Regions from separate parts of the Homo sapiens genome. Here region 2 is linked to region 1. A link is a loop called in an ENCODE intact Hi-C map of the cell type or tissue named here. Cell type or tissue: ovary. All regions are shown on one strand.

Evidence for each region. Peaks named below come from ENCODE experiments on the same cell type or tissue, not always from the same donor. Only the 100,000 strongest peaks of a DNase experiment are listed, where the experiment ranks them.
Region 2: it touches region 1 in a loop (1.9-fold over the local background); 12 of 110 quality-filtered maps call a loop at or near these places.

What each region holds. Positions count from the first base shown.
Region 1 is chr4:8,273,993-8,276,492 of GRCh38, forward strand. All of the region lies in intron 1 of HTRA3 (HtrA serine peptidase 3), which reads left to right. Among named protein-coding and RNA genes, the nearest start is that of HTRA3, 5.5 kb to the left of the region's middle. In ovary, a CTCF peak has its summit at 1,109; a DNase peak (open chromatin) is centred at 1,059; H3K27ac peaks cover 2,080 bases.
Region 2 is chr4:8,339,538-8,342,037 of GRCh38, forward strand. No RefSeq gene overlaps it. Among named protein-coding and RNA genes, the nearest start is that of LINC02517, 21 kb to the left of the region's middle. In ovary, no CTCF peak of the experiment used is centred here; DNase peaks (open chromatin) are centred at 1,344 and 2,304; H3K27ac peaks cover 1,925 bases.

The DNA of each region.
Region 1 (2,500 bases):
TCCATCCTCCCTTCCATCACTTCTCACACAGCAGCCAGGATCACCTTGGTCAATCTGTCCTGCCCATGACCTGCAGGCTTCCTTGCAAGGCACCCCAGCACTTACCTTGACTCACAGGGCCCTGTGCCTGCCACCTGGCCCGCATCACCCTCGGTGCCGTCTCCCACTGTCCCCTCATCCCCTGTGCTCTGGCCTCATGGCCTCACCGGTCTCTTTCCCACCTCGAGGCCTTTGCACGCAATGTGCCCACTGCCCGGCGTTTCCTTCCCTTGCCTTAGCGTGGTGGGTTCCTCATCCTGCCTTCACCCGGATGTCCCACCGCCCCTGAGCCACCTGCCCTGGCCACTGTGCCCAGGTCATCCTTCATTGCTTGGTGAGCACACCCAGGGTCTCCGGTGGGCCCTGCACACAGATGTGACTGTGGGTCAATTTCTCTGCGTGATCCCCATCTCCTCCAGGCTCGAAGCCTCGCCGGGCAGGGGCCTGGGCCAGTGCGTGGCCTCTGTAGATGACACGAAATGAGACGAGGGCCCATGTGATGTGTGAATCTCCTCTAACCCTCTGGGCCCTTCTTGCATCCCTCCAGTGACAGAGGCTCACCACTTCTCAGGGGAACCCTCGCATCTTCTCAGGTCCATGTTAAGGCATCGCAGTTGCACAGAGTGGATAAATGTCCATCCACGGGATGGTAAAAGCAGGGATAAATGCGTTTCTGAGGGCCTGTGTGGAGAAGGGTTTCCCTTTGCGCGTAACCAGAGCTCTGAGGCCATGCAGCCTCTCCTCTGGCTGCAGATAAACAGGCCTTGGAGCCTGCCATGCGCTCAGAATGTAGAGCCCCAGAGCAGTTTACAAGGTGGCATTTAATCACCGGCTTTTATTGTGCAACCCCAAGCAGGTTCTGATGGCATCTCCCGGTTGTATTTATTGAAGAACTTGGGTTGGCTTTTGATTTGTAATCCTCTTAGCAGCTTCCTGGGGCTGCACATGCCTTGGAGTTCAGCATCTGGGACCACTCAGGCAAGATGACGCCTCCCCTCCTGCCCCGCCCACTCCCGCTGGGGCTGCAGTGCTGAGCCACAGCATCTGGCGGCACTGGAGGACTTGGAACTGCCGGCAGAGCTGCTTGGCCAAGAGCTTTCGCCAAGGCTGCCAGGAGCCAGGAGTCCAGCCGGACTGGAGCTGAGACCAGGGCGCTGTGCAGCTGCCCTTCCTGCCGGGGCTTGGCCTAGCAAATGCACCCTCACCCCATCTGCCATCCTGTGGTCTTCCCCCGACAGGCCTCTGCCCTCCCATGCAGCCCCACACAGCAGCCTGAAGGGACTTGGCGAGACCCGGACCCTCCCTGCCGAAAGCTGGGCCATGGCTCCCACGGCCTCAGGACTAAGCATAGCCTCCTGGCAGGCTCGCAGGCTTGGTGACCCCAACCACTGCCTCCTGCCCACATCACCACAGCCGCAGACCCCTGTGAAACCCCCATCCTGCATTGTGAGGGACCAATGACAATGCATGGAGCCCAGAAGAGGAAGAAACCACCTTCAGAGTGGAGAGAGGGCTAGATCAGGAGGGCTTTCTGGAGATGGGGGCGTCTAGTTGTGGAGAGGTGGGTACAAGGGGGCCTGTGCACCCTTGGCCTCCCACAGGCTCACCAGGGCCTGCCAGGTGGTCTGAACACCTTCCGCCCAGGCTTGCTTTGAGGGAGGGAGGCCACCAGGTTTCACAAGGGTGAACGGTGTGACACTGGGCACTGTTCCAGGCCCACAAAGCCTTCAACACATCATTGGGGTATTGATGTCCTGGTCCTGTATGAGAAAGGGTTCAGGGAGCTGTAGGAAGCTGCCCTCGGTCACTCAGGTAGGGATGGATGGTTCTGCCCTGAGCCCAGGTCCCCTGGTTCCCCAGCCAGTGCTCTGAATACCAGGCAGGCCCCTAGCAGCTCGAAGTGTCTGCCTTGTTTGGTTTTGATGAGGGTGTTTGTGGACTAATGGGTGGGACAGGGTTTAAAATCATAGACCGCTGTCCTTGGTGCAGCAAAGATATGGCGAGGACACGTCCATATGTTCCCCAAGCTGAAAGCCAGGTCTAGTGCAGGGGTAGCAGGTGACTCCCTGGAATTGTGCAATGTACAGCCTGCCCACCTGTGTGCATTACCCTGCTCCAGCACATAATGGGCAGAGCACCAGGACTGGGACCCAGTTCTGTCCCTCATGTCTGGCTGCTCAGGGTGGAGTCCCAGCTCTGCCCCAGAAGTCTCTGAAGCTCTTTGCACCTCAGTTTCTTCATCTGTGAAATGGATAACAGTGGGACCCCCCTCACTGGTCACTGGGCAAATGAGATGATGGACTGAGTGTGCTTTGCACGGTGCCGGGCTCATAGAAGTTGATGTGAAGAAAGGATGGCAGGTGGACGCGTCTTACAGAAGTGGAGTTAGTGAGAGTGAGGGAGAGGGGTCGAGGAAGGGGAGGAGCTGGAAGGCGGTGTCTGTGGAGGTGCTGCCATGTGC
Region 2 (2,500 bases), 66 kb after region 1:
GTTTTTATGTCAGTACCAAGTTGTTTGGTTACTATAGCTTTGGTTACTATAGTATATTTGCAGTCAGGTAGTATGATACCTCCAGCTTTGTTCATTCTAGGGATTGCTTTGGCTATTCGAGGTCTTTATGGTTTTAGATGAATTTTAGGATTTTTTTCTATTTCTGTGAAGAATGTTATTGGTATTTTGATAGAGATTATATTGAATCTGTAGATCACTTTTGGTAATATGAACATTTTAACATTAATTCTTTCAAATTCCAACAAAATTAATTCCATGAACGTGGAATATCTTGAAATTTTTTGTGTGTCCTCTTCAATTTCTTTCATCAGTGATTTATAGTTCTTGTTATAGAAATCTTTTACCTCTGGTTAAATTTACTCCTAGGCATTTCATTTTTTGCAGCTATTATAGATAGGATTGCTTTCTTGATTTGTTAATATTGCTCACTATTGGCATACAGAAATGTTACTGATTTTTGTATGTTGATTTCGTATCCTGCAACTTTACTAAATTGATCAGTTCTACCAGTTTTTTGAGGCATCTTTGGGTTTTTGTTATTTTTGAGATGGAATCTCACTCTTGTTGCCCAGGCTGTGTGCAATGGTGAGATCTTGGCTCACTGCAACGTCTGCCTCCAGGGTTCAAGCAATTATCCTGCCTCAGCCTCCCAAGTAGCTGAGATTACAGGCGCCCGCCACCACGCTCAGCTAATTGCTGTATTTTTAGTAGAGATGGGGTTTCACCATGTTGGCCAGGCTAGTCTCCAACTCCTGACCTCAGGTGATCTACCCACCTCAGCCTCCCAAAGTGCTGGGATTACAGGCGTGAGCCACTGCGCCTGGCTATCTTTGGGTTTTTCTAAATATAATCATGTCATCTGCAAACAGGAAAAATTTGACTTTCTAATTTGTCTAATCCTTTCTTTCTCTTGCCTCATTGCTCTGGCTAGGACTTCAGTACTAAGTTGAATAAAAGTGGTGAAAGTGGGCATACTTTCAACTTTTCCCATTTGGTATGATCTTAGCAGAATGCATATTCAACTTTGATTAAAAACAAACTTAAAGAAAAGGCTTTATGATCAGCCATCAACTTTTTTAAGGGACAGCTCAAATGGTGGCCTAAGGGAAGTTTGCCGCAGCAGCGGATGAAGACCCTTTCCTCCCATCTACACCTCAGGAGGAGGAAAACACGGGCCCAAGTGTCCCAGATGCACGGGGAAGTCATAGTAGAGGAGGCAGTGGCTTGGGGTGTGGGGCTGTGGCCGCTGACAGCTTCCAGAATCTTGGCCTCGCCTCCCCTGTTAGGTCTTAATGGACGCCCTTGAGGGAGGGGCCATGTTTTCCTCAGCCTTGGACAGGACACAGGCCTGGGCTGGCTGCCGGTGCTCAGCCCTGCGTGGCTGGCTGACTTGGCCAGCTCTTGTGTTCTGTGGGGGACTTTGTCCTGCTTCCTCCACCAGATGTAAAGCCAGTGATTGTTTTTTTCTATTTGAAGGCCACAAACAGAGGGAAGGCCAAGGCTCACTTGTATTCTGAGAAAAAGATGATGTTCTGGTCTCTCTACACCCTGTGTGGGAAGAAACAACCCCTCAATATGGGGGAGCGGCCAGAACCATGATCCCAGGCCCCATCTGTCTTCAGGCTTTGGGCGAATTTCCTCCAAATTACTGGCAAATTCTACAGTTCCCACGACAGCTGCAAACACTTAATTTTTTTGTTGTTGTTTTTACATTTTTTTTTTTAAATTTTTGAGACAGAGTCTCCCTCTGTCTCCCAGGCTGGAGTGCAATGGTGACATCTCAGCTCACTGCAACTTCTGCCTCCTGGGTTCAAGCGATTCTCCTGCCTCAGACTCCCAAGTAGCTGGGATTTCAGGCACCTGCCACTAAGCCCGGCTAATTTTTATATGTTTAGTAGAGATGGGGTTTCACCATGTTGGCCAGGCTGGTCTCAAATTCCTGACAGGTGATCCACCCGCCTCGGCCCCCCAAAGTGCCGGGATTACAGGTGCGAGCCACCGAGCCAGCCTGCAAATATTTTGTTTTCTCCCTATAAGCCCTATGGCCAGATATACCAGGTCCAGTTTTCAAATCCCTACATCTGCCCTAACCCCTGTGTGCCTGGGAAGTGACTGTGCTCCTGGGTGGTGAGGGGGACGTGGAGGGGATTTAACATGTACTTGGTTCTGTGCTGGGCATTTTGTAGCCCGCAGTACTGGGATTACAGGCCTGAGCCACGGTGCCCAGCCTGAAGTATGGTTTTATTCAGTGGCTCCCTTACACTGTCTGTCTCTGTCTCGGCTGCCCGCTCTGGCTCTGAGTCTCCTGTCGCTCCCACGCCTGCAGCTGCATTCCCTGGCCTGCAAGGCTGGCTCTCCCTTACAGGGTCAAAACCTTCACTCTCTCTCTCTGGGCGCAAGCCAAATGCACAGCAGCAGCAGGACAGTCATACCTTTTACAAACAGCAGTGACTCTGAGCCAGGTGATGAGCCTTCCCAT